Linked DNA regions of Homo sapiens: regions 1 and 2 are each linked to region 3. The links are chromatin loops, found by intact Hi-C in ENCODE. Cell type or tissue: mammary epithelial cell. All regions are shown on one strand. Links, peaks and the distances in the headings refer to the core of each region. The heading gives the core; the rest is flanking DNA.

Region 1 (9,736 bases), core at 3,663-6,162, 310 kb before region 3:
TCGTGTTTAAGGAACTCCCTCTCCACCCTGCCTTGACAGAGCAGGCAGTGGGCCTTGGAGCAGGGGCCAGGGTGCCTTTTCTCTGGGGCCTGGAGGGAATGAAGTTGTGTAGAGATTCTTTTCCCACAAAAGCAGGGGGACAGGTTATCTGATGGGAGAGGGAAAGAGGTGGCTGACAAGGACAGAATTGGCTTTACAGCTTCATATGGGGTCGTGATGGGGGGATCCAGGGAGGTGCATGTGGGAACGGCCCTGCATGGAGAAAGGGCAGGCTAGGGCTGGACCTCTGTAGAATTCTCATCGTGAATGTTTGTATTTTTTTTCTTCTAATGATAAACTTCCCCAAACCCTAAAATCAGTGTCTAGTAACTTAAACTACTGCTGCTGCTACTATGATTTCTGTGTCCTAGGGTCTGGCTTTTCTTGCATTAGTTTATGTAACTCCCATATCCAGTCTAGGAGAAAGGAATGTTATCATCTTCATTTCAAGATAAGGAAACTGAGCTTTAGCAATGTTAACTAACTTGCCCAAGATCACACAGCTGGGAAGCAGCAGAGTAGATTCCAGTGCAGGTTGGCCTTTGTTAGAGCCCACTCCATTAGCCAATATGCCTTCCTGCCGTCCTTCAGGTTTGTGGCTTAATGTTTTAATTTTCCATATGCAAAAGTTTGTCTACCTTATGTTAGCTGTCCCAGAAGACAGAATAGCAGAGAACAGTAAGTGTGTGTGTGTGTGTGTGTGTGTCTATGTTCTCTTTGGATGGTGTCTGTAAATTTGTTTTCAATGTCTTTTCAATGACAAAGGGAATGACAGCAGGAGTGAGACTGTCTTAATGTTACACTCAGCTCTAGGAAAAGGAAGAGGTAAGAAATCAAAACAAATCTATGAAAAGTAGAGTGAGGGAGAAATTACTCCTCAGATTCTTGCAAATACTCTTAAGTGCATGTAATCAAACATTTGAAAAGAACCTAGTACTAAAGGGGTGTCACTGTTTTCATCCCCTCCCCTTCATGTTCTCTCTCCTTCTCTTTAGCAGGACCCCAACTTCAGAGGGTGCAGCCTCTGAAAGAGACTGTGAATCTATATATACCATTTCTGGGACGAATTCATCTTCTGAGGCCTCACACACTCCACATCTTCCATCTGAATTGCCTCCTAGATATGAAGAAAAAGAAAATGCTGCAGCTACATTCTTGCCTCTATCTTCTGAGCCTTCCCCACCGTAAACTATGGACTCTAGTTCAGTTTTATATGCAATGGATCACTATTTTATTTAATTTTTTTTAAATAAAAAATACAATAGCATTGGCTATATTCTGACTTTCCTGCTACAGCATCAACAAGGGTAACCAACCTTCCAGGTTAGATTCCAGCCATTAGTGCTTCAGACCATGGAGAGGGGCAAAGTGCCCATGGTCCAGGCACTGAACGTGTCCTCTTTGGATAGCATCTATCCATTTGTACTCAATGTCTTTTCAATGACAAGGGAATGACAACAGGAGTGAGACTGTCTTAATTTATTCATTTGTACATTATACACTTGGACCTACAACCCTGGGTGGTAGGTGAGATTATTTTTATTGGTGGATAAAGAACCAAAGGTTCAGAGAGTCTAATTAACTTCTTCAAGGTCACATAGCTTCTACATGATGGGCTTGGTTTTGAACCCAGCTAGCTGGTTTCTGAAAGACAGGCTCACCACCTTGTGCTGTCAGAGGCCTACCAGCAGCAATGGTTAATGTTTAGCTTGGTCCATTCTCTCTCCAGGGTTAGCTGCTTCTGAAACAGAGAAACAAGATTACTCCCTTCATTTCTTTATTATTTCTTCTCTTCTTCCCTTCTCTCTTTCTCTCCCCTCCTCTTTTCTCCTCTTCTTACTCCCCTTTTCTTTTCTTTGCTTTTGAAAGAAGACGATTAGGGAGGCTTTATGCTGGGGCAGTCACAAGCATGTTCATACCCTGGAGTCTCTTTATAGTGAAATTTCTTGACAGGAAATTTCTAGGAACACTTTGGCAACTAGGTTCTCCTCAAGAGGCTCAGGAAGGATTTGCCTTTCTGTATGATGACATATTAGAACAAAACTGACTGAACCATTGCTTTTTTATTCTTATAAGGATACTGCTAGCCAAAGCCTGTTGTATAGTTGGGTGTGTTAATATGTATTTATTTAATGCTAGATCTAAACCTTAAGAAATAATGACTAATGGTATTTCCAACTGGAAGAAACTGATTTTTAGAATACGAAATCTGTAGTAACAGCTTTTTTGGTAACAACATTTAGTGTAGCAAAAATGTGAATTTTTTAATGCCTTTTACACAAGCCATAATCTCCCCCAAATTGGTTCATTCCAGCATTTAAGTGCCTGAAAGCAGAGCAAAGGGGCGTGCAGGCTCCAACAGTTTGACTGAAGTAATGACTGATTTCATGTTAATTGCCACTGAGATAAGTCAGGGTGGCAGTTGGTACCAGCAGTACTAATCTATTTTTAAATTGGACATTTATTGGCTTGAACTGCTCTTAAAATTCTGCTATTTTTCCTCCTGGGAGGTTAATTATTCACATTTAAAAATTAGAACAAAACTTCCTTCTGCCGCTGTTTAAAATGCCTGAGCTGAAACTTCTAGGTAGAATTACTTTTAAGCATTTATGAGTCCTCATATTAATCAAGAACCTTTTTAATGGCTCAGTGTTGGGGTTTGTAACTGGGTATTTTACATTTATATGCTATGCTAGTAAACTTCAGCAAGGGGGTTGCCAGGCTCAGGAATAAGTTTGATCTTCTGGTTATGGAATCTACTCCGGTTCCATCAGTCCTTCACAGTATTCAGCAAACCTGAGACTGAAGCTGAAGTCTTCAAACCTCCCAGCTTTGAAAATGCTGAAAGTGTGAGAATGTTTATTGTGGGGCTGAAATCACATGCAGCAGAGCTGGGCCAAATCATTTACCCCCAGCAAGACGCGTTCTTTTCCTAGCACGGTGCTGGCAGAGGATGACAGCTTCTGAAAGCCCCCTCGGTGGACTGTGCCTTGTTTTTCTTAGGTTTGTTAGCTTTTTTATTGAGGTAAAATTTGCATAATACAATGAACAATTTATGTTTGTATGTATGTATGTATTTCGAGACTGGGTCTCACTTTGTTGCCCAGGCTGGAATACAGTGATGCGATCACAGCTCACTGCAGCCTCTAACTCTGGGCTCAAGCCATCTTCCTACTTCAGCCTCCTGAGTAGCTGGGAGTACAGGCGAGTGCCACCACACCCAGCTAATTTTTTAAATTTTTCATAGAGATGGGATTTTACTATACTACCCAGGCTGGTCTCCAACTCCCAGGGTTCAAGCAGTCCTCCTGCCTTGGCCTCCCAAACTGTTGGGATTGCAGGTTATGGAAGTCTATTTCATTTCTATCAGTCCTTTGCCATATTCAGTGGGTGAGTCATTGTGCCCAGCCTACAATTAACCATTTTAAAGTGAACAATTCAGTGGCCTTTAATACGTTCACAGTGTTATACAAACCACCACCTCTATCTAATTCCAAATCATTTTCATCACCCTAAAATAAAACCCCACACACATTAAGCAGCCCCTCCTTCTCCTCCTCTATGCCTCAGCTCCTGGAAAACACCAGTCTGCTTTCTGTCTGTATGTGTTTACCTATTCTGGGTATTTCATATAAGTGGAATCATAAATATGTGACCTTTTGTGTCTGATGTCTTTCATTTAGCATGTTTTCATTTAGCATGTTGTAACATATATCAGTACTTCATTTTTTATGGCCAAGTACTACTCCATTGTGTGAATATACCACACTTTGTTTATCCATTCATCCATGGGTGGACATCTAGGTTGTGTCTACCTTTTGACCATTGTGAATGATGCTGCTATGAACGTACATGTGCAAGTATTTGTTGGAGTACCTGTTTTCAATTCTTTAGGGTATACACCTAGCAGCAGAATTGCCGGATCACATGTTAACTTTAAGTTTTGGAAGAACCACCAGCCTGTTTTCCACCATTTTACGTTTCTACCAGCAATGTGTTGAGGGGTCTAATTTTTCCATTTCCTCACCAACACTTGTTTTCTATTTTTAAAAAAGTATAGCTATCCTACTTGATATGAAGCAGTTTTTCATTGAATTGTATTTCTCCAATGGCCAATGATATTGAGTATCTCTTCATGTGTGTTACTTGGTTTAGAATACCAGACATTATCATCAGCACACAGAATCTTACAAATCTTGCTCCAAATTTTCCTCCTATGGCTTTGGGAGGTCTGATAGCCCCACTTTAGATACAATAGTGATGAGGTCTACAAATTCAGGTGGGACGACCCACCCTTGCCACCAGAGGATGAAAGCTGAGGGGCAGGCAATATTCACCCAGTTTCTACCTGAGAGTTTCACGTGGGGATAGGAAGAGTTATGGTGCCTGCCCCCTGCCCCAGTCATGTGGATGTGGCCATTGGTTTTCTGATATGGGTGCTGTGTTGAGCACTGAGGCAATGTGGGCAGTGGGTCTTTCCCGAAGGGGCCATCATTCCAGGGTAGGTCTTAGGAAAGGAGTGGGTCCAGAGACAGGAACTGGGAATTAGACCTCAGAACTGGCCTTAGGTCATGGAAGAGATACCTGGCAGTTCGGCCGATCAGCCAGGATCTTTCCTGAGAGCATATGCAGAGCTCAGGTGGGGCCCCTGTCAAGTGGTGGAAATTCCTGCAGTGTTTCCTAAATTCCAGGAAGATGAGAACCACCTAGAGTAATTGTTGAAAATGTCAAATTCCCCTGCCCAATAAATCTACCACCTCCTCCACCCCAGGAGATAATGTTTACCATCTGGGAATCTGGGAAATGCTGCCTATGGTGACAAGATAAACTGCAGAGGTCATACCCTGTGGGCTAGATAATCTGGGATTATGACCTCTCTTGTCGCTTCTTGGCCTTCTGGGGAGTCCTGTGTACATGTCCCAGCCTGTGCTAGGGGTTCTCATGGGGAGGGGTGTGGGTTCACACTCAGCCCCCAGCCGCCAGTGCTCATGGGGGCTTCCTACAGTCTCTCTGTCCCAGTGTCCCAGGAAGCTCTGTTGGTGAGACACCCACAAGGGCGTGGGAAACAAAGCCAGGGGCTCATCACCCTCCTGTTCCTCTCACAAGTGTGCAGTACCCCTCTATCTCCAGACGGGGGATCTTGGACTCATTTATTAAGGAAGGTGTGGTTTTTATCTTTGCTTCTTCATCTTGGAAGAGGCCAAGACTGTGCTCCGTGGGAGCACCAGATGATGTTTATCACAACAGGCAGAGATGGAGGAAAATGATATTTGGGTCAAAATGGAAAATACTGGAGACTTCAAGTGAGGAGTAGTGTGAAAACTGTCCTGGCCCTCAGTGCCCCCAACCCCTGGTGAATCAGGGTGGGTGACTTTCCCGGGTTAGGACGGTGGGCTGGCTTCTGCTGGCTGCTCCCTGGGTGCAGAAAACCCTGCTCCATGGGCCCCTGATGTAGGAGCTTCTCCCAGAGAGAGGGTAGTCAGGAAGCACACTGTGGGGGTGGTGGGCCTGAGGGGAGAAACGTCCTGGACTGTTGAAGGGGAACCATGCATGGTCTTCTGGCTTTGGCTTCGGCTGCAGGCCATAAGCCCTCCCGGGATCTTGCATACTTGGGATTCCTGGAGTCTCATGCATGCTGCCGCCAGCACGAGCACCCCAAGAGGAACCAAGTGGACAACTGGGATGCAGCTTTTCCTCCCTAAGGAATGCTTGGTGGGGGGAGACCCCTGCTCGGTATGGCATGTGACTGCTTGAAAATGCTGTCTGCCCCTGCCCGGCGACCTCCCCGGGGAGATATTGGCTGAGGTGAGGCCAGAAGTGTAGTGTGACATATCCCCTCCCTCCCCAAGGGGACAGGCCGGGCAGGCAGCAGGCTCATGAGGGCAGTGGGCAGCCACTTAAACACCGTGTGTTCTCTCCCAAAGCTGCTCAGAGCCGCAAGGGGCTGGAAGTTGGGCAGGGTGGGTGAGTGAGTAGGTCGCGGGGGAGGAAACTCCGCAGCTGTCCTGAGCCAAGCCACTCCCAGGACATTTCCTTAAAGGCTTTTGAATAGCAAGTGAATCCTGCCTGCTGGTACCAGGTAGGCCAAATAACTAATTTATAAGGGGTTTTCACGAAGCAGGAGGACTGTCTCTTTTCCTGGGAAGATAGGACTGAGTGGTCAGAACCCAGCTGGATGGAGAGGCTTGGAGAGCCTCTGCAGGGGCTGAGGCTCTTCCTCAAACTCAAAGTCTTCCTAGGGGACCAGATCCCACCCAGGAAGCAGCCATTTCTCTGTCTGCCTAGTGTCCTAGACCCCCCCTCCAGATGCGGCTGGTGGTGCACCTGCCTTTCCTCAGACCCATAGGTGTTACACTGCCTCCAAGATTCCTTTATGTAGGCTCTGAAACTCTGTTCCTTTCTCCTGGCGAAGCAGCGTAATTGTTTTGGGTAAAAACCTGGGGTTCCTCATCTTGCGCCAAGAAGATTAAACAGACGGACACATGAATGGGCTAAGGAGCAGAAAGTTTAATAGGCAGAAGGAAGGAGAAAGGAGAGTAGCTCTCTTTCGAGAGAGAGGTGTCCGAAAGGGAAAAGCCAGCCTTCGGTGGACTGCGCCAGACTTTGTAGGCAGGCTTGAGGAGGCGGCATCTGATTTACATAGGGCCCACAGATTGGTTCGATCAGGTGTGATGTTTACATGGTGTGTGGGGGAAGGCTGGTTTTCCCCCCAATCTTATTATGCAAATGGACTTTCTACTCTGCTAGCACCATCTTTTCAGCTCCTTACTGTATACATGGCTGGCAAAGAGAAGAAAACGGCAAATAGAGCCGCCATTTTGAACATGCCTGTTCCCAGGTAGCATTTTCCTATTGGCACAACTGTCAGCATTTGCCTGTCCAAGCTTCCAGCTTCCTTGTCTATATCTGCAGCTGGATTTTACAGGCTGGTCTTTGTTAGAAAACAAAATGATTTTGGGGGCTGCTTTTCATCAAAAGGAAAACCTTACCAAGGGCTTCCTTACCTTCACTATCTGCCTAAATAATTCCTTTTTAACTCCTATATCACTGGTCCTCCAGGCAGTAGAGTTGCTGGGAGCCTACCCTGCTGCTGTCTCAGCCTTTTCTGTCAAGCTGGAGTTTACCCCTAGGAGCCTGCAGGTGAGGACGGAAGCACAGGTCTTACAGGGGCCAGGCCTCTCTAAGCAACTTCCCTGCAGTATCTCATGGACTCATCCCTGCTGATCTGGGAAAGGTAACATGTTATTACAAGTCCTGCAGGTAGACTCTGGCAGAGCCAGAACCTGTGCCGAGGTCTGCCTGATGCCAAGGCCTGTGTCCGTCACAGCTGTGCACCGGGAAAGGATCTTAGCACCATTATATGTGGCTGTGGGCAGGCAACTGCCCCTCTCCCATCCTCGCCCATTTCTAGGGTGCCTTTCAGCTCTAGAAAGACACTAAAATTCCAGTCCAGCTCCTATAAGGGTCTCCTCCACTCCTTTCCCTAGGCTCCTGGCTTTGGAAACCTTTCCCTCTGGAACCTTGCCAGGTGGAAGTGGGATGAGATTAGAGAGGGCAAAGTGTCTGTCAAAGTTTCAAAAGGAAACTTCAAGTTCAGTGTAAGGCCATAGCATGCACCAGAGCGGCGTGCTCTTTGCTATTGGGCAGGCAATTTTGGTTCCCCAACCTGGGAAGAAAAATCACTTCAACACTTGCTACTTCAGTTGGAAATTCCCTTAGCACTGGTAATTGGCGGGAGCAGCACGGAAGAGCCGGGCAGAGGGTGGTCACAGCATGTAGCCTCTTCTGCAGGGAGTTGGGATGGACAGAATGGCCTGTGGTTAGGGGTGTGTGTGTGTGTGTGTAAGAAGAACCACAGAATGGTGCTGCCCAATGCCCCTGGAATTAGTCTTAGCTGGGCAATCTACAGAGACATAGTGAGGAGCCTAGGTGGGGCTGGGTCTTGAGCCCAGGTACAGCAGGGGAGGGGCTGGAGCCCTAGGCAGGCTGGTGGGGTGCAGCTCTGGCCAGGAACACCTCCCCAGCAAACGCTGGAGATTATAGAGACTGGCTGCCAGCCAGATCATGAAGTAGATAAGTGCTATCAAACAGCATGGCATGCTACTGAGAAATTTATTATTATTATTTGTAATATTAAAAGATTAAAAGAGCTGGGCATGGTGGCTCATGCCTATAATCCCAGCACTCTGGGAGGCTGAGGCAGGTGGATCACCTGAGGTTGGGAGTTCAAGACTAGCCTGGCCAACATGGTGAAACCCCGTTTCTACTAAAAATACAAAAATTAGCTGGGCGTGGTGGTGTGCGCCTGTAATCCCAGTTACTCAGGAGGCTGAGGCACGAGAATCACTTGAACTTGGGAGGCAGAGGTTGTGCCTACCACACTCCAGCCTGGGAGAAAACACAAGACTCTGTCTCAAAAAAAAAAAATTAAAAGATTAAAAGATCCTTGACAAGCGAGTGTACTTTTTCCACAAGTTCCCTGCTGTTAAGTGTCTATGTTGTTTCCAATTTTTTGCTATGAGGAAAAAAATGCTAAAATTAAGTTTTGTATTTTTGTCTGAAAGTTTTTATTGTTTCAGTTGTATTTATTTTGAATGTGTGTATATATAAAATATATATTACAATATATAATATGTATCTATCCCTACACATATTTGTGATGGTTAATTGTATGTGTCAGTTTGACTGGGGCAAGGGATGTCCAGATAGCTGGTAACATTAATTCTGTGGCGTGTGCCTGGAATCCTAGTTACTCCAAAGGCTGAAGCAGGAGAATTGCTTGAGCCCCAGAGTTGGAGGCCAATCTGGGCAACATAGTGAAAACTTCTCAATAAACATAAATCAATAAAGAAGCAAAAAATAAAAAACTTAAAAAAAATGAAAACTTTAAAAGCATTATTCCTGGGTGTATATTGGATTCCGGAAGAGGTTAACATTTGAATCCACTGGGTGAGAGCGAATCCAAAGAAGATCCACCCTCATCCAATTCATTGAGGGCCCTAATAGAACAAAACAGCAGAAGCTAGGTGAATCTGCTCTCTCTTCTTCAGCTGAGACATTCATCTTTACCTGCCCTCACACACCAGAGTTCCTTGTGCTTGGGAGTTTGGACTCCAGGACTTACAGGTCCCCTCCCTCCACCTGTTCTCCTGTTTCCTGACTTAGGCTGAAATTACACAACCAGCTTTGCTGTTTCTCCAGCTTGCAGACAGTATATTGTGGGACTTCTCAGCCTCCATAATTACGAGTCAATTTCCATAATAAATCTCTCTCTCTGTGACACACACACACAAACACACACACACACACACACACACTCCCTCTCTCTCTGTCCCGTATTGGTTTTGTTTCTCAGGAGAACCCTGACTAATGCAATATTATTGTCTTAATATTGAATCATTTGAGAGTAAACTGTCAACATTACAATTCTGTATCCCAAAATACTTCAGGATTTATCTCCTAAAAATAAGGATGTTCTTTTTAAAAGGCAACAGTACCATGATCCAAGTATCAAATTCAGGAAATTTAACATTGATACACTATTATTATCTAATATGCAATCCATATTATTTATTTACTTTTTATTTGGAGTCTCGCTCTGTCACCCGGGCTGGAGTACAGTGGCACAGTCTCGGCTCACTGCAGCCTCCACCTCCCGGGTTCAAGTGATCCTCTCACCTCAGCCTCCCAAGTAGCT
Region 2 (9,736 bases), core at 4,087-6,586, 140 kb before region 3:
GATTACGACTGAAAAGTCTTCATTGGACTTGACGTCCAGGAAGTCTTGGGTGGCCTTAGAGGAGCATGGTGGGGCCAGGGAAGCTGAAATGCAGTGGGTTGAGAAGTAAATGGAGGTGAGCCAAGAGAGACAATGAAACTCCTTTCAGCAAGCCAAGGATGCAGTTATAACTGGGCCGGATCATCTCCCCTGAGACAGTAAGCATCTCTTCACCACCCCCACAGAAAACATAAAAAGAATTTGGCTGTTATTTTTGATGCCCAAAGTGGGATTCTCCCCTATAGGTACAGACATCTACCAGCACTATATACCAGAGAGAAGCCATGTCCAAACTCTGAGCCAGAATATGCAGCCTATTTAAAACCTGCTTGATTATTCTCAGAAACAGTGGCTAACTCGAGGGTAAAATAGGCCACTGCAGCCAGGTGGCAAACTGAGCAATACCAGCCACGACTCGTGGCCACAAAAATCAGTGTCGAAGCTGCCAAGCCTTCGAGGCCTGACTTTGTTGCCTAACAGGAAACCCATGGAGCAAAACAACCTATACTCCTCCCCCAGAATGGTTGACCACTATAAGGAAACTCAGAGAGCCTACAATGAGAGAAAACCCACAAAAACACCAAAAAAGAAACAGAAGAACCCTATGTGAACAGCCCAACGCTGTCAACTATGACCAACAACCTTGACACTACGAGGGGACTTTGCTGTCTTATCTCTGCTAGCCTTCTTCAGGGCAGAAACCAGCTCTGCAGCAGGACAGGAGGGGGACAGAGCCAGTGCATGGTGTTGTGTCTTTCTCCCCTCCTCCTCTCTTCAAGGGGCTGCCCACTCCTCCTCTCCCAATCTGACCCTGTCAAGATCCACTTGCACCAGAGGAGCTACCGAGCTAGGTAGGACCCAGCAGGCCACCGGGCCCAGGCTTCAGCAACTGACCTATGGGGATAACCTGGATAAACTTCAAAACTTTGTCTCCTCCTTGGTTGCCACTTGGCTTACATCAAAAAGACAAGGACGCATCAGAATAGCTATTCCCCCTGGGCTGGGGGTGACAGGAAGGGGACACAAAGGGGTACTCTCTTTCTTGATCTGGGCGTAGGGTAATGGATATGTTCCAATAAAAGTTCCTTGAGCCTTTATGATTTGTGTACTTTTCTGTTTGTGTACCGTACTGCAAAAAAAAGTTGTTGCTGCTGTTTTTTTTTAAGGCAATGATGAACATGTCCAGTGGCTCACTGTCTCCAGGCCCCAAAATACCACTCTGCTATTTCTCTCTCTCTTCAGGCAATGGCCTGCAATTTTCCTTTTGCCCTGCAGCCACCACCATGTAATTTGCACCTCACTAATTTCCTGGCTGAGTCTTAATGGTGTCTGGTCACTGCTCCACCCTCCTGGAAAACATTGACCTGTTGCAGGTCCTGCCCAGCAGTTTGTTGTGTGGGCTGTAGAGGCTGCATCTGACTGGCCACCTTGGACTTGGAATACTTATTAGAAATTCAGCTTTGAAAAAAATCACTCAGAAGGGCAGATGGTCTGGTGACACAAAATCACTGTATTGCAGCTTCCTCAAAACCTGTGGTATGAATGGAGCTGAGATGGTTTTAGAGTTGTTCTGAGCAAGCAAAGTATTACATTTTGCTAGGTTTGAGGGGGTGTTGCTTGGCAGGGCTGACTGATTGTCGTTTTTGCTCTCCAATTTTCTGCTCGCTGAAGCATTAAAGTGGCAACCCTGAAGTCATTATAAAGCCAAAGGCCTGGGCACAGAGCACTTAATTCCAATCTGCAAATAAAAAGCTTTTATTAGATCTTCTTTCCTTCTCATTTTGCCTTAGATCTCAAATTGTCTTTCACAGGGTCTCGCCACAAATGTAACTGTAGTGGATCACGAAGTACTTTTGCAGGTGGCAATTAAAACAGTTGAGTTCTTCTCCCTCCATAATGAAGGGTTAGGAAGACTATATATGTGCTGAGTAAACACCTCCAATTCTTTATTTAAGCTTCCCGATTCTTAAGGGAGAGTGGTTTAGTGGAAAATTTCACTTGGGTTAGATGTCAGAAGAGCTGGGTTCTGGTACAGATTAGCTATGTGACCTCAAATAACTTATTTAGACTCTTTGAGCCTCAGTTTTCTAATCTATCAAATGAGAGGGTTGGACCAGATAATAGCCAAGGGTTACTTTGTTGTCTAATGTTCTATGAATCCATGATATTCTTGCATAGCTAAATATATGTTCATCCTCCTTAATTAGATGTGTTATAGTTAGTAAGAAAAAATCCTGTCTACTCGTGAATGAGTATTCATTAAATAAGCAAATATTTATTTAACAAAGTCTATGCTGGTCACACTGGCATCTCTGTGAAAGACACAAATATTTCTGTGAAGACACAAAGATGAATACAACTAAATTTTTATTAAGTATCTGAGAATATCCAGATATTAGAGGTAGCATGTATCTCCTTGGAAAGACAGTGATAGTAATGAACATGTAAACTCTCTGATCAGATCATGGACAAGGCATAAACTCCTGCCCAAGTGACCATCCTGACTCAGAGGTATGCCCTGATTCTCCATCATATTCTGTTTAAAAGTCACCTCTGTAAAGTTTTCAAAGTTGGAATATCTTATTAGGGTCTTCCAATGAATTGATTTAGGAAATTTGCTCAGTTTTGAAACATATGTAAGTTGACATTTAGTTCACTCTTTATTTTTAGAGACAGTTATGCTCTGTCACCCAGGCTAGAGTGTAGTGGCATGATTATAGCTCACTGCAACCTTGAACTCCTGGGCTCAAGGGATCCTTCTGCCTCAGCCTCCCAAGTAGATAGGACTATAGTTGTGCACCACCATGTCCAGCTAATTTTTAAAAATTTTTTGTGGAGATGGGGGTCTTGCTGTGTTGCCCAAGCTGGTCTTGAACTCCCAGCCTCAAGTAATCCTTCCATCTCAGCTCCCAAAGCACCAAGATTACAGGTGAGAGCTACCACACCCAGCCTTGGTTCACTATTGATCTTAAATTGCTCAAAGTCTCTGGCCATTTTAAGGTTTTTTGTGTGCATCTGTGTGTGTGTGTGTGTGTGTGTGTGTGTGTGTGTGTGTGTTTGGGTTCACATACACATGTGCGCCGGCCCACATTTGATATATGTATTTTGTGCTTTTTGTTAAGAAAAAGTTCCCTACCTAAGAGTTACCAGTATATTTTCACTATTAAATGCTTGCACGTCCATACATTTAGCCACGTCCACACACCCCATGGATCTCTTGCCTTGCAGTCTGGGGAGCTAGAATCTGTGGCACTGTACCCTTGCCAGATCTGTCCCCACTAGCTCCTGATCCAAGTAGCTGGCAAGGCCCCCTGCTGGGACTGACTATATAATTTGCAGGGCCCAGTGCAAAATGCAAATGCAGGGCCCCTTGTTAAAAAGGTTTTTTAAAATTTCAAGACAGCAACAGTGGAACATTAAACCAAGTATGGGGCCCTTCCAAGATCACACTTCCATGAAGCCAGCCCTCCCATCTGATTTGCCTGTCTGTGCTGCTGGAAAAGGGCATGCATCAGAGCGAAGGACTGCCAGCGTCCGAGATCCCCCAGCACTGCTGTGCTTCTAGGCGGTTCTACTAGAGGCATCAGCTCACCATCACTTCTCACCAACCCTGCCTCTACAGCTTGACAAAAGATGGAAAAACAGGAGAGATTGGCAGAACAGGGTGCACGAAGGATAGCTCACACTTATCAGAGAATGTCTTCAAAGTCTGTCAGAGAGCATCTCATCCAGCCTTTTGCTTTACAGATGTGGAAACTAAGACATTGAGAGGAGCCATGGTTCTACCAAGGCTACAGAGCTAGTTACAGCCAAATCTGAGGCCAAATCCCTGGCTTGCCTGCTAGCCAATACTAACTGCTAACACATACATAATCACACCTGGATTAAACAGTCCTCTGGGGATGCAGCCCATCTGTAAAGAAGGGCCAGTTTTTAGAATGTTCTTAAGTTTTGGGAAAAGCTTCTATTTTTTCTCTTTTGGTGGAAGGTGAGGAAGGAGGACCCAGGTGTGATACTGCAAAGTCTTCTAAGCTGTCTTCAGCATGCCCAGACCCCTTGTCACCATGGTGGCAGCACCTTCCCTCCCCAGCATTGAGAATCCTCAAGCTCACCAAGCTCCACACCTCTATATTCGTCCAGTTTGAGGGGTTAGGTTATGGCTTTGGGTTTGAGTGGGTTTCAGTCAAAGAACAGGGTGATTTCCCAGCTGGCCGAAACCTCAGAGATCTCTGAAAAGCAGTGGGGAGAATGAGATAACCAGAGGGAAGGAAGGGTCTGTGAGGAAACCCCCTTCTCTGGACCCAGGAGGCCTGTGCTCACAGAATCTCGGAAGGCCAGATCCAGAAGGGATGGCAGATGCTGGGCTCAACCCATTCACTGTAACTGGTGTCAAAACCAAAGCTGACAGGTGACTTATCCAGAGTCAGAGACTAAAATCCATGGCTCCTGCCTTGCATCCCAGGCTCTTTCTACTTTGTCAGTCTGTTAATGGTCTAGCCACTCTTTTATTTTTAAAACCTTTAATTTGGGGATTTTTATCCTTTCAAGACATTTTTTAAACTGAGACAGAGTCTTGCTGTATCGCCCAGGATAGGGTACAGTGGCACAATCATAGCTCACTGTAACCTCAACCTCCTGACTCAAGCAATCCTCCTGCCTCAGCCTCCCCAGTAGCTAGGACTACAGGCGGGCACCGCCATCACACTCAACTAATTTTCTTATTTTTTGTAGCCTGACCCTCTCTCTACAAAAACTAAGAAAATTAGCTGAGTGGCCCAGGCTGGTCTCAAACTCCTGGCCTCAAGCCATCCTCCTGCAGCCCTGGCCTCCGAAAGTGCTGGGATTACAGGCATGAGTCACCCCGCCAACCTCAAGGGATCTTTATTAAGCAAATGGCTGCCCTAGACAGCCTCAGCCCCCAGGGTGAGCGGCTGCCTGCACTTTGGCTGGAGGAGATCCTTCTGAGTGGCTCCGTTTGGCCTGCAGCCACTAAAATCTCCTAGGACCTGTCTCACTCCTGAAGGCAGGGTCTCTGTCCTCAGCTGCAGCTGAGCTGGGATGATTCCCCTTCCCCCGCTCCCCTCCTTTTCTTACCCCGCCCTCCGCCCATGGACCCAGCACTCCCAGACACATCATTCATGTTTTCTGGCGGGTTTGCTGTTAGCTGCATTCCTGTTTCATGATGTGCAGTGTCATCTCCTTGCAGCGTGAGCCCTCGCTGCAGCACGCAGGACGAAGGCCGCCTGCCACTGGAACGCGGTCTCGCGGGTGTCGGGGTGCAGCGCAGGCCAGGCGGACAGGAGGTGCGGCTGTGAGCCGTCCCACAAGGACAATGGAACTTTTATTTCTGGCCTGTCTTGGTTGGCAGTCTCTCTCCCACTCTCTTTCTTGGTTGGGCTTTGGTTTAAAGTTACCCTTTCAGGATTAGGTTGGTGTTTTCTTTCCCATGCCACCTGGGAAGTTTCTGTTTCCGAAGTGGCTGAACACAGACGGGTCAGTCAGTCCCAGGCCTTTACCCGGCAGAGGCGCGCGGCCGGGGCTTCTCCAAATCACCCGACAGACAGAGGCCCGCCAGACTTGCTTCTTGCCATGTGGGAAGGCATGCTGCCCTACAAGCTAATCTTTAAATTACTGTTTTATATTGGGCACATGTAATTTTAACCAAGCGTCCCTACCCTAACCTCCACCCCCGCGCCCCGTTTTTCACAGAAAATCTTGGGAACAAGAACTGCTTGGGAGTGGGATGGGGGTGGGGGTCTGTGAAAGCAGCCTTGGCTCCTTGCTCCTCATTTTTATGCCTTCAGTCACCACGAAGGCTGGCCACCAAAGACAATCTCCTATTCTCTGAAATTCAATGCCAAAACAAATGAGACAACCAAAAAAAGTTCTGGGTTCCCCTTAACCCAGCTGAGATGAGACAGCTTTTTAAAAGGAAACGCTAAAATCCACAGAAGAGAAGGGGTGGTCGGTCAGTGAAGCTCCTTAGGGACCCACCAGCCCTTATCCTAAGATTGTCACTTCCTGGAGGGTTACATGGCGCTGCCACAGCCTTCCCCCAGCCATTCTCAGGGCTAAATTGTTGGCTGCCTGTTACTTTCCACTTGGGGAAGCTGTGCCTCCGCAAACACAGCCCAGCTCAGATTAGGAGACCACAGCCTCCACACGGGGGAGTCTTCTAGAAGCTTGCCCCTTCCAAGCCCGAAGCATGATGTTAATTTAACCACATAACCACACGCAGCTAAACCCATACCATAAGTGTGAGCACACTAAGAACCAGGGAGACTTCTTTCAACTTCTCTCAGTGTATCATTATCTTATCTGGGACTATGCTGCCGCTGCCTCCTCCTCCTCTGCCTCCTCCTCCCCCTCCTCCTCTGCCTCCTGCCTCCTCCTCCTCCCCCTCCTTCTCCTCTTCTTCTCCTCCTCCTCCTTCTTCCTCCTTCTCCTCCTCTTCTTCTCCTTCCTCCTCCTCCTCCTTCTTCCTTCTCCTCCTCCTCTTATTCTTCCCTCTCCTCCTCCTCTTCTTCTTCCCTCTCCTCCTCTTCTTCCTCCTCCTCCTCTTCTTCCTCCTCCTCCTCTTCCTCCTTCCTCCTCTTCCTCCTCCTTTTTCTTCCTCCTCGTCTTCCTCCTCCTCCTTTCCTTCTTCCTCCTCCTTCTTCTTCTTTCTTCTTCTTCTTACAAAGGCAATACTTATTTATGAGAAAGGCATACAGTAAACAAAACAAAACAAAACAAAACACGTTCCTCTCATCCCTCCCCTACAAATTCTATTCCCTTGGAGTAACCATGACTAAACCATTTGGTGCATATTTTTTTAAATCTGACACTTGCCAAGACTCAAATACATACTCCATGGTCATGTTTTAGTTGTTGCTGTTTTTAGCTCTTGTTTTAAAATCAACGTTATTGAGAGAAATTTACACACAATAAAATATGCCCATTTTAAGTGTGCAGCTGGGTGAATTTTGATAAATGTGTGCACCCTCAGGACCACTTCCACAATCATGATATAGAACATTCTCATCAATCAGAAATTCCCTTGTGCCCCTTTGCTGGCAATTCCCCACCCTGGCCCCAAGCAACCCCAATCTGCCCTCTGTCATTATAGGTTGGTTTTGCCTACTCTAGGATCTCATATAAATGGAATCATGCAGTATGTACTCTTTTGTATCTGTTTTTTTTTAATAAATCAGCATGTTTTTGAGATTCACTTGTGTTGCTATGTGTATCAGTAGTTAGTTCTTTTCTATTGCCGAGTAGTATTCCATTATATGAATGTACCGTAATTTGCTCATCCACTCTTCTCTGGCTGGACATTAGAGTTGTTTCCAGTTTAGGGGTGATATGAATTGCCTGAAAAGCTGTTATGTTGTTTTTAATCATTAAAAAAGTAGAGAGAGTAAATTCAAATGTATCTCAGACCTATAATTCAGAGCTTAGTAATTAGCAGGCATATTTCTAAAGCAAACATCTTTATGTGAACAAGAAGTCCAGATAAGCCACCTTAATCTTGATTATAATGAAGATAATTATTAACATTGAATGCTCACGTGACACTTCCAATTTGCAAACTCTATTTTCAGACATAATCTCTGGCATTTTACTAATTCTATAAATGCCAGGCTCTTAATAAGCTCTTTCTCAAACCCCACCTCCTCCTCCACATCCACACAGTTGGGACAAGGCTGGCTCCACTGGCATTCAGAAGACATGAGGAATTCTACTGATAGTTTTATGCACAAAGCCCTGACCCATGTGCCTGTTCATGCAGATCATTTAAGTCCTGATTTAAATCGAGTTCTAGAGAATTTAATTAGAAATATTCCAAAAGGAGTGCTATATACGCATCCATTAATTTAAAAGAATCCATTAGAAAGAACCTTGAAAAAAATTAAAGTAGATAGCACCACAACATGATTTGACTTATTTTGCTGACTACATAAGGTAATTTTGATGATGGAAGACATGCCACCCAAAAAGCAAAATCATCTAGCAAAGTGGTAGAGTAAACCTATACATCCAAGCCATGACTTCCATGCTTCTGGTCAGGAATGCAATTTTCCCCTCACTGGAATTATTCATTTCCTTTTTAATAGGTCATGTCTCATTTACCTTGATTTAGCTGTGGGCCAAATACAGTTATGCAGTTGGTGTGGGAAGAGAAGGAGAGAGACCAAGAGAGAACTTTATGGGAAATATGGTAGCTCTGTTCTTAAGATCCAAGTACATGCATGTCAGGAATTGTACCACATCTTCGGTTCTTTTTCTATTATGAAGAGAGTAAAGGGTTTTTCTATGTTTATGTACTTGAAAGAATAACGAGAAGTATGCTTGAAAATACTGTTTGATGAATAGCGCTTTTACGTGTGTCACTATGAGGAAGTATCATATTGCGCATTTCACCGCAAGGCCAAGGAGAATATTTAAAAAGAAAACTCCACTGTAATGTGAAAAATAGACCGATACCTACATCTGTCTACAGGAAGAATAAATCACTAAACAAATATTTTAATGGCCTTAAAATACAATCAGAAAGAGCAATTCTCGAAGGTGGTTAGTTTGAGCCCTCATTGGAAAGTTTATTTTCATTGAGTGTATGGATTGTTGTGTATCTACAGTTGCAGTTATGATAAGTTTACAGGAGAAACATCATATGACCACATCCTGTTACATGGACATTCTACCCATGAGATGGAATGGAAATAAAGTACTGAGATGAACAATAAGCTGTAACAATCAGCCTTGACAAGGAAATGCCACAGTCTGAGATTCCAATTCTGACAGGAATTGACTTTAAAAAAATCCACATAGAACCCCGACTTCTTTCCACCATATTACACTTTGTACTACAATCCCTGTTTTACAGAAAAGCCCATAAGGTAAGCATAGCACTCAATAAATATTGATTGAATAAATAAATATTGAACCTAATGAAGTTCTTAACATTCTACTAGCTTTTTAAAATAGCATTTTAGAAAATAACTTACCACTGGCCTGGTGGATAGAGATCCATTTGATCAGAAGTTAGGAGATTATCTTGACCTTCAGAAATGATGAACTGTTCTAAACTTTGATTTCTCTTTTAATAAAAAGTTAACATTCTTTTCCATCAAATCACATATTAGAGAGTATTATTTAAGTGAGGTCTGAAAAAAAATCTTGATTTTCTAACCAATGAAAGTAATACAAACTTATTTTACCAGGTTAAACAATGCAGAAATGCATAAATTATGCAAAATGTGGTAGGACTCTTACCTAAGTCAGTGCCAGTCTTCAGAGGTAGCCGTGGTTAACAGTGCAAAGTATAACCTTTCAGTAGCACTTTTTTCTGTGCACTTCTAAATGTACAGAGTTGGGGTTTTTTTTTTTTGTTGTTGTTGTTGTTTTGGAAACAGGGTCTTACTCTGCAGCCCATGCTTGAGTCCAGTGGTGAGATCACAGCTCACTGAAGCCTCAAATTCTGTGGGCTCAAGTGATCCTCCCACCTCAGCCTCCCGAGTAGCTAGGACCACAGGTGTGTGCCACCGTGCCTGGCTATTGTTTAAACTTTTTGTGGAGATGGGGTTTCGTCATGTTGCCCAGGCTGATCTCAAACTCCTGGCCTCAAGAGATCCACCCACCTTAGCGTCCCGAAGTCCTGGGATTACAGGCATGATCCACTGTGCCAGGTGAGATTTTTTTCATTAAGCAAAACATG
Region 3 (9,736 bases), core at 4,287-6,786:
TAGGGGCCAGACAAGTTGAGATGTGTAAACATACAGATGCTTCAGGGAGTGAAAAGTAAGAAGCGTCTTCACAATTTTTTTCCTTCATCTCCCCAGTTCCTTTTTTTCTTTTTTTAAGGGGAAGGGAAGTGGCCCTTAAATAAATGCATGGAATAGGATGGACAGGAAACACGTTGTTGAGAAGATGCACTAGCTTCTTATTTTAAAGAAATAAAATAATTACCCAATAAAGAAAAGAGAAATCAACCAAGGAACGATCTAAGGTCATGACACCATGTGTGGTACAAGGAGCAATTCAACCCATAAGGGCTTCATTACCCCCGCAATAGATAACATTTGGCTAAACCTAGCTGCAGATTAAATCTCCGCGCACAACAGAGCCCTGAATGGAGAGGCTCCTTTTTGTGTGGTCCTTCTCCGGGAGCTGCCTGAACCATCAGCCCCAATATATCCCTCTCCCTATTAACTGCAATTCCCTCCCGACTGAGCTTCGGTCATTTGTCTCGAGGCTCTACGGGGGCGTTTGATGAGCAGAGAAACAAGGAGAAGGGGAGAAAAGCGTCGGGTTAATGAGTTGTAGCAAATCCACACTTTGTAGTTGGGAGGAGGAGAGCTGGTGGCCAATGTTTGTTCAACTGGTTTATTTTTCGAGACCCAGCCTATTGAGGAAGGCTTGTTCAAGCAGGCTTCGTTCCTACAAACACACAAACATCCTTCTGTTTGCCTACAAAGAAAAGGGGACCAGCGCTGGATTTGCATGCGAATGAGGAGCCCCAGGAGGAGACGTCCTTGCCCATCAAAGGCCGCGGTAGCCTGGCGGCCCCGCAGCCTTTGTTCCAGCACCTGCTCGCCTGCACGGCCTGACGGGGCGCGCCCCGCGCTCCTGGCTCGCCCATCCAGGGTCCACGGCTCACTCGTCCCTCGCCTGCCCCGCGGCCCACACCTCTCGCAGCTCATACCTCACCCGCCCCGCGGCCCTGCTTCCCCCAGTCTCATCCTCTCGGGAGCAGGCCCGCAGGGTCTGCAAGGCCAAGAACGGAACCCCAAACGCAGAGGGTGGGGAGGTGAGCGGCAGGACGCAAAACTCGGAATCGAGGCGGCTTGGGTTTACACGTTCCTTTAGCTCTGGGCTCACGCTGCTCTCCACCTGTTTAAAAACAGGCTTGCGGTCTCCAGTGGGGGCGCGTGAAGCGGGATCCCAACCCCGGGCCCCGGAGCGAGGCCTGGATCGCCCTATGCCTTCTTGCCATTCTCTTAAATGCACTGACACCCCTGGAGGTGGGACCGGTCCTGGCACTTTTGAAGACGTGGGAATATGAACGAGAGACAAGATTAACCAGAATTCCCCGATTTCAGGACATCCACGCATCGCGCAAAAATTAAAAATACACACGGTTTTGTTCTTGGCTCTCTTCGTAATTATTTTCAGATCTAAATTTCAGATGCGTGCGTTACAGAAGGCTACCAGGCGCGCCAGCAGTGTCTGTGCCGTTTGGATTCCGCCTGCCAACCCCTCTCCACCCGGGGCGGCGCGTGGAGTCCGGACGTTCTCGGGTTCAATGACTCCTCTCTCTTAGCCGGGCTAGAGTAAAAGTAACTTTTGTATATAAGACTTTGGTCTAACAGTATTTCAATTTGTATCTATAGATTTAGTGGTAAGTTTGAGAGTGAGAGGGTTTAACCTCCTCCAAACATTTAACAAGGGTTGCGGGGACGGGGAAGAACTTCATTTGAGCCCGTGAGAGTCCGTTTTCTCCCTAAAAAGAGACAGGGCGTCATGAATGAGTATCATTGCAACATATTGACCCTATAATGCAGATTTCATTAACTTGGTAAGTTAAATCTGCGAATCTTCAGATATATACCTGTCCAGACATTTTAAAGAAATTGAATATTTAATCTCTGCTGCAAACACTAATGTTAGACATTTAAATTATGTGTTACATATGCCTAGGTTTTATTTGGAGCGCACAACATTGTAGTAATCAAAACTAGTGCCTCACTTTTTTTCAAAGAACTAGAAATTTCATGTAATAATTAAAAGACATTAAAAATTGAAAAAGATAAACCTAAATCACCTAAATTCAATAAATTAGTTCAATGAACACCTGATACATTTTCATTTTTTATTCTTTAAAGCATCCCAAAGTTGAAGGTTTATCTTAAATACCCTAAATTATTCACTTAAGCTAGAATTTCAATAAATTGGCCTTTTAAGAGAAAAACCTCTTTATACAATTACTCGCATTCCTTCCATCTGCAACATAGTAGCTGTAAATACTGGTACTTTTAAATATGATTTATTTCATATATGCAAATATGTCCTTATTTACGGCTTTGAAGCTCCTTAACTGATTATGATCTCTACTAATTTTTCCTATTAGAATTTTAAAACTAGACTGCCTCTTTGTTTCACTTCCATTACAACATATTATGTTGACAGTTTCTGCAGATATAATATTGTCGTGAACTGAGTGGAAATTAAATGAGGAAGGAAGCTCAAAAATGAAATGCAAAGTTCCTATAAAATTATCTTTGGGTACCTGTGGCTTTAATTTTAACATACTTCAATGCGCTTTAAAATGGCATAGAGTCAGATCTGAAAATGTATACCAAAGTAACTTATTTTATTTGTAGTCATTTAAAAATAATTTCTGATCTCCTACCATGGTTTTCACTTAGGAAGTTCAAGTGAAAAATCATGGCATGATGCTGTTGTTAAATTCTCTCTGAAAGTATTTAAGTCTGTTCTATATTGAGTTCCTGCTTACCCCACATAGAAAGTTTTTTTAAGTAGAAAAGAAAAACTAAGAAGGGGACAACTGAAGCCAATCATTTTGGTGAATTTTCTTTGAAAATTAAGCATTTTTATTTCTGAAAAAGTGTAAAAATCTTACATTTAGAATAGTACAATAATAATTGCCAGTAAAATTTACAATACTCCTTGTAAAGAATACGCAGTAAGTACAAAAAAATCCACACGTCTGTTATGATACAAAACACAGGTTGAAATAAATGATAATTTTGACTTTTTTTCTTGTGTAAACATGTTAACCATTTTTCCTTTTCATGAAAAAGTACACCAGACAAGTGTCCTCAAATAAAAAAGAATTGCTTCGCTGGCATTCTTCAAGACCTTTACTATTTTTGTATTATTCTTTTGACCATTATTTTTTAACGCCTGGACCTGAGAATCTCTACACCTCAAAAAGGCTTAGTTGTTTTTCATCTGCCAAACGTCAAGGGAGCCTCTAGTGCCTGGACAGGGCGGACTCCCTTCCCCGGCACCCTCTTCCTCCCTACCCCAGGTCGGGGGTTGGGGGGCTGTAGCATAGGTCGGCTTTGCATAAATAGAGGGACCCGCAGAGCCAAAAGGCGCGCCCGGGCTGTTGACAGTTTTGTCCGAGAATTCGCAGCGGCGAAAATGGGCGCGCGAGGTCGAGAGGGGCCGCGCCTGGAGGAGCGAACAAAACACCGAACCACCAAGACGAGAAAAGGAGCCGGGATTCCTACCTTCTTCCTCGAGCGCGCTAACATAGCGTTATTAACAATTGGAAATCCTAGCAGTAAAGTTCTCGACACTGGACAGGGCAGTCCCTTGGTGCAGAGTCCCCAAGGCGGCGGACGAGGAGACTGAGGAGGCGGCGGCGGCCGCGGCGGCCACGAGGGATCGGGTGAGCGCGGCCGCCGGGCCCACGGCCGCCTGCGCCGCGCAGCCTCCTCCGCTGGATCCGGGAGCTGGCGGCGCCGCCACCGGCGAGGGCGAGGGCGAGGCCTGAGCGGCGGCGGCGGCCTGCGCGGCGGCGGCGGCAGCGGCGGCCGGGCCCAAGCTGCCCCCGATGATGCTCTCGATGGAGAAGGGCGAGCGCGCCAGCGCTGAGGCGCCCGGGCCGCCCGCCTTGGCCGCGGAGGCCGGCAGGGGGCCGGGTAGGGCGGCGCCGAGCGGGTGCGGCCGGTAGCCGAAGGCGGTCCGGGCCAGCTCGGCGGCCGCGCCGTGCGGTGGCGGGGGCGGCGGGGGCGAGTGCGGGTGGAAGGCGGCGGCGGCGGCGGCGGCCGCTGCGGCGGCGAAGAGGGCCGAGGGCGGCGCGTAAGGCGGCAGCTGCAGGCCGTAGCCGCAGCCGTAGGGGCCGTAGCCGTAGGCATGCGGGGGCGGCGGGGGCGCGGGCGGGAAGAGCGCGGCGGCGGCTGCCGGGTCGCCCGCGCCCCCTGCGGCTCCCGCGCCGCGCAGCAGCAGAGACTCGGCGGCCGCGGCGTTGGGTGGGAGCAGCGGCTGCCGCTTGAAGCGCTTCCTCCGGCGCAGGAAGCTGCCGTTGTCGAACATGTCGGCGGACTCCGGGTCCAGCGTCCAGTAGTTGCCCTTGCCCGGGTTGCCGGGCTCGCGGGGGATCTTGACGAAGCAGTCGTTGAGCGAGAGGTTGTGGCGGATGCTGTTCTGCCAGGCGGGGAACTTCTCCCGGTAGTAGGGGAAGCGGCCGCTGATGAACTCACAGATCTCGCTCAGCGTCAGCCGCTTCTTGGGGCTCTGCAGGATGGCCATAGTGATGAGCGCGATATACGAGTAGGGCGGCTTCACCAGCGGGTTCTTGGCGCCGCTACCCGCGCTCCCGCCGCCGCCCGCGCCGCCGCCGCCGCCGCCCCCACCGGCTCCTGCCCCCGCCGCCGGGGCCGGGCCCGGGGGCGCCGGGGAGCCCCCAGCAGGCGGGGCCAGCAGGATGTCATCGTCGTCCTCCTCCTCCTCCAGATCCTCCAGCTCGTCCTCCCCGGCGTACGAGCGCCGCCGCCGCCGCCGCTGCGCGGGGACAGCCAGCCGGGGCCCGCCACCGCCGCCCTCGTCGTCGTCCTCCTCTTCCTCGTCTTCTTCGTCCTCGCCCTCCCCCACCACGTCGATGTCTGTTTCCTCGGCGAGGCCAGAGGCATCGGACATCTCAGTGCTCAGGGTCATAGCTGTGGCGCGGCGGCGGCGGGGCGGCGCATGGGGGCGCCGGGCTCCGGGCTCCCTCTGCGCCCCAGCCCGGGTCCCGGGCGGCAGGCCCGGCCGGGGGGCGCCACGCTGGGGGCGCTGCGACTGCGGCTGCCGGAGCTGCGCCGGGGCTGCCGGGTGGCGGCGGAGTCTCGCGCGCCGACTTTATAACTCCTGCGCCGCCGCGGTAGCCGCGCGGATGCTGCGCTCCCTGGGCTCCGCTCGCGCCCGGCCCGGGCGGAGGACTTGACCTTCTCCTCTCGGAGCAGCTTTTGCCCCGTCAGCTGAGGAGGGGGTGGCGGGGCCCGGGCGGGCGAATCAGAACGCCAGGCGCCCAGGAACGTGCGGGACGGGTGAGAGTCTAAGAACAGAGCTCGGCGAGGCCAGGGCTGAGTCCAGGAGAGGGCGGACCTTCCTCGGCTTATAGCAGAAGGGGGCCTGTCACATGGTGTGCACGTCAGAGCGCTGCCGAGGGAAGGAAAGCAAGCCTAGGAAATCAGCCCTTCTCGGGAGAGAAAATTCACCCGTAGGAGGGAGGCAGCAGCTGAGAAGAGTGGGGAGGAGAGGGGACCTCACTATTTCTTGCCAAAGAGGCTGATGCCCGAATTACGCGGCTGTCTGCACCGAGGGCCGCTGCACGAGTTAGACTTCCCAGCCTCCTCAATTAGTCCTCCACCCTAACCTCAGAAGCACACCCGCGACACTCTGGTTTGACCCCTCGACAGCCTGTAGGAGCCTTCCAGCCGGGGGATAACCACCCCATCCTCTGAGGTGGCCCCTGGGGGACGCTCTGGGGTCGGTTGGGGGTGTCCAGCCCCTCCAGATCGGGCGAGCGGCCCCCCATTGGATCTGATGCGAAGCCCCCCAATTTAAGCACGATAATAATTGTTTATTGACCCTTTAACCCATTCTCTTCGGTTTTACTCCAAAGACGTTTGTTTTCCGCCATCTGTTAATAAAAACGCTGTGAGACTGGCGTTTTACTCACTTCTCTGCGATTGAATGCCCTAGAGACTTGACAGTTAAACTAAGCCACTCTAATGAGACGATCTGACAAATGTCATGGGAATAAAGAACGTAATAATTGAATTCGGAGAAGAAATTGAAATTTTTAGTGAAAACCCAAATACACGCACAAAAATTGCACCTAGAAACTACTAAAAAGTTCGACCAGCCTGGCCAACATGGTGAAACCCCGTCTCTACTAAAAATAGAAAAAAATTAGTAGGCGGCGCCTGTAATCCCAGCTACTCGGGAGGCCGAGGCAGGAGAATCGCTTGGACCCGGGATGCGGAGGTTGCAGTGAGCCGAGATCGTGCCACTGCACTCCAGCCTGGGCAACAAGAGCGAAACTCCGCCTCAAAAAAAAAAAAAAAAAACAGAAGTTCGTTCATAATGGGGCTATATAGTTCTCAGTAGGAGGAACATTCTAGTCAGCACTTTGCATAGTAATCTCAAAATACTTAAATTACATAACATATACATATTTCTACTGAGGCTTATTAATAGAAACTATAATGATAGATGACTTTAAGATAAACTTTTTAAAAATGTGTTTTTGGAAAATCCTTAAATATTGTTAATCCTTTCTGGTGAGATGAAAATTTTTTTTATGAGATTAAAGTTCCGCTCAATTCAGTTTTCTTTTCGGGTGACAAGATAGTGGAAATAATTAAGATATGATGCTCTTTTAAATATACCTATCTTTATCACCAACTCAAACGAGCTATTTTGGCTAGTGGAAAAATCCTAATAGTTTGTTGAATTCACATTCACTTATTTGTGCATTTCCTAAAATGCTTCTATTTCAAAGAGGGGAGCTTGTCCCAAAAGTTTAACTTTCTGATTAAAATGACCCCTTGACAAGAACTAAGAATCAAAATTCAATGGCGTTCTGTAGGAACAGCCATCAGCTGCCCTTGTGTATATCATTTTATCGACCAAGTACTTTTCACATTCTGAAACGTGTCATTACTACCGCTGTCAATCACAGAGCCTCAGAAATAAACTGTTTCCCCATCTAAAGACCTCTATTAAAATCGAGTTTTTGTTGCTGAGGACTGCTACCACCAGTTACTCTTACAAGTGACCCATAAAGGCTATCATAGGTCTTTGAACAATCTATGAGAAAGCCTCGACGTTCTAAATAAATTATTTTTCATTAACTCTTGTTTGATATATGGGTGAACAATTTAATTACTGTAATAGGCTGAGCATTAACCTGAGCCAACATTAATCAGCACTATTAATCAGGCATCACATTGCTTTGTTGATGCAGCCAGGAGTCCTTACCAAGGAGTTCACTTTTACATTGGAAAGTTTAAGTTTTATAAGTACTCAGTCGATATCTAAATAAACACCATGACTTTCGCAGCACTGAGGGTTGGTGTGTGGCGAAGTTATTCAAAGATGAAACAGAGAGGAAGAATTTGTTCGCAGACCATTAATGACTTTAGATGACCGGTTACAGCCATCATTCCGTTCATGGCGCGGGAGATAGACTGCGTTCGTTTGTAACTTTGTCCGCAAGTTCTTCCCCCAAAGGGTTAAGAGGCTCTTCCCTGGAAACGTTTGCAGAATGTGGCGAATTATCTCCTGGCCACTCCGGGGAAAGTTTTAGGACTTACTGAAGGTCAGAGTGGAAGATCAGCCCAGAGGGACCGCTGCAGAGACGGAGAAGTGTCACTAAGATTTAGGCGAGCTTTACTGAAGCCCCACATGTGGATGTGACCACTTGTTTTGTTTGCTTAGTTAAGCTACATGTTTGTATGCAACCTTTAGCTCCGCAGTCGCGAAATTCCCCGAGCGCGGAAACTCAAGCGATTCACGTCTTGCGCGACCCCCTTGTCTCCCCCATCGTCCCCTACCCCGGGCCTCCTTCTCTACAGCGCTCCCAGCTTTCGGCCCCAGCTGGTAACTCTCCCCCGGCTCCCCGCCCCCAAGCTGGTACAAGGGACCAAAACCTTTCCCAGAGGCGAGCCGGGGAAGCGACGCGAAGACCCCCGTCCGGCGCAACCCGCTCGCGTGGACGCGGAAAGTGGCGGGCGGCGGGTCCCGGTGGTGCCTGCGTAGGGCAGAGTTGCCCCCTGGCGGCGGTGCGACGACCTGCGGGCCCTCGCGCCCGGGCCGGCAACTCCCTGGGAGCTCGGCCCGCGCGGGGAACTCGCCCAGCAGCCTGTGTTTCTCGAGTGTGGGCAGCCGGCTCCCGGGCGTCCCTCCCACCGGCTGCGGGGGCCCGGGACTGGGCGGTAGTGGAGGCAGGTCCTTGGACTGCAGGCTGAGGCTTTTTCCCCCCACGAGCGGTTTGGGCCCTCCAGGAGCCCCTGCGCGGGGGTCACGTGGATTACGCTAGGTGAGAGCCGGAGAGGCTGCGCCACCGTCGGGAGGCTCCCTGCCTCCGCCCTTTGTCCTTTGCCCCTGACCATGAGCGCCCCAAGCCCAGGGACCTCCTTAGGGGGATGAAGGCTGGAAGAGACCTGGGGGCTCAGACTTACGGGGAAGGAACCTAGGCTATTCCTTGTGCATCCCAGGATTTTACCCATGAACGTGAACATGAACGTGTTTTCAACCCCAGCGGTTCCCCTGGCGCCTCGACCCTCCTTTGAAGAGTCATTCTAGAAGGCTGTATTGCGATAGTGTTTGTACCTGTCACTGTGAGCCCTGAAAAGAGACAGAAGAAAACGCGAGTGCCTGGCCTGAGGGTGCTCCGTCCCGTGGGTAGCCAGGTAGGTAGTTATTCTGCCCGATGATGAGGTCCTCCTGACGCCCCCGCGAAAGGGAGGGATGCCGGGAGTCGCTGCCCCAGGGCCCATTTAGCCTTCGCTGTCCTTCCTTGGGGCTACAGGCATTTCCATTCCTGTTAAAATCAAGAGTGTGGGGGCCAAAACCTGGGCTCTGAGTTGTTTATTGTTTACTAGGGTAGTAGGGGAAGGGGCGAGTAGGGTTGTAAAATATACGTAATTTACCATTTTAATCATCTTAAGTGTATAGTTTAGAGGCATTAAGTACATTAACATTGTTGTGCAACTATTACCACTATCCATTTCCAGAACTTTTCCATCATCCGAAACTGAAATTTTGTACGCGTTAAAAAGTAACTCCCCATTTCCCCAACCATCTTTCTACTCCCCCCAACCTTTCGCCAGCCCCTGGCAACTACTATTCTACTTTCTGTCTCTATGAATGTATCTACTCTAGGTACATCATCTGAGTGGAATCATAATCACATTTGTCCATTGTGTCTGACTTATTTCTCTTAGCATAATGTCTTTAAGGGTCGTCCTTGTGGAAGCATGTATCAGAATATCTTCTTTTTTACGGCTGAATAATGTTCCATTGAATGTATATGCCACATTTTGTTTATCCATCCATCCATTGGTGGACATTTGGGTTGCTTCTCTTTTTCTGTTAGTTTTTGAACCTCCACTCACTTAGTTCTTTGTCTATTCTGCATGCAGTAGACACTGATAAAATGTTTGATATATTCATTTTCCTCTATCTTTTTCACCCCAGAAGCCCTCAAAGGAAGCCCATTGTCTTAACAGAGCATACACATTGGGGAAGTGAGGGGGGACGGTTTCTGCTGACAGAACAACATAAGGGGGATTCGCCCTTCTGGATTTGAAACCTCAACTTGTTCACAATTTTGAGACTTTCAGGTTCAGACTCTGCACATCACCTTCAGTAAAAAGGCATAAGTCGGGACTCCTCCAGAATTATTTCTGGACAAATTTGTGATCATCCCTACTCCCACCCCATGCTTTTACACCCTTAGTC

What was found. Peaks named below come from ENCODE experiments on the same cell type or tissue, not always from the same donor. Only the 100,000 strongest peaks of a DNase experiment are listed, where the experiment ranks them.
Region 1: it touches region 3 in a loop (18-fold over the local background); 7 of 110 quality-filtered maps call a loop at or near these places.
Region 2: it touches region 3 in a loop (6-fold over the local background); 31 of 110 quality-filtered maps call a loop at or near these places.

Annotation. Positions count from the first base shown.
Region 1 is chr5:73,130,504-73,140,239 of GRCh38, forward strand. LOC105379030 (a long non-coding RNA gene) reads right to left here. Exons shown (of 2, transcript NR_134252.1): 2 at 1,505-1,780. It overlaps TMEM171 (transmembrane protein 171), which reads left to right. Exons shown (of 4, transcript NM_173490.8): 4 at 1,035-1,306. The coding sequence ends at 1,227. Among named protein-coding and RNA genes, the nearest start is that of TMEM171, 15 kb to the left of the region's middle. In mammary epithelial cell, for the core only: a CTCF peak has its summit at 5,157; no DNase peak of the experiment used is centred there.
Region 2 is chr5:73,306,458-73,316,193 of GRCh38, forward strand. No RefSeq gene overlaps it. Among named protein-coding and RNA genes, the nearest start is that of LINC02230, 27 kb to the right of the region's middle. In mammary epithelial cell, for the core only: no CTCF peak of the experiment used is centred there; DNase peaks (open chromatin) are centred at 4,934 and 5,284; H3K4me3 peaks cover 409 bases; H3K27ac peaks cover 1,416 bases.
Region 3 is chr5:73,443,421-73,453,156 of GRCh38, forward strand. It overlaps FOXD1 (forkhead box D1), which reads right to left and starts at 5,357. Exons shown (of 1, transcript NM_004472.3): 1 at 2,846-5,357. The coding sequence starts at 4,942. The coding sequence ends at 3,545. RefSeq lists enhancers at 203-1,106, 1,107-2,009 and a silencer at 7,957-8,166. In mammary epithelial cell, for the core only: no CTCF peak of the experiment used is centred there; DNase peaks (open chromatin) are centred at 4,431 and 5,311; H3K4me3 peaks cover 1,606 bases; H3K27ac peaks cover 814 bases; H3K27me3 peaks cover 384 bases.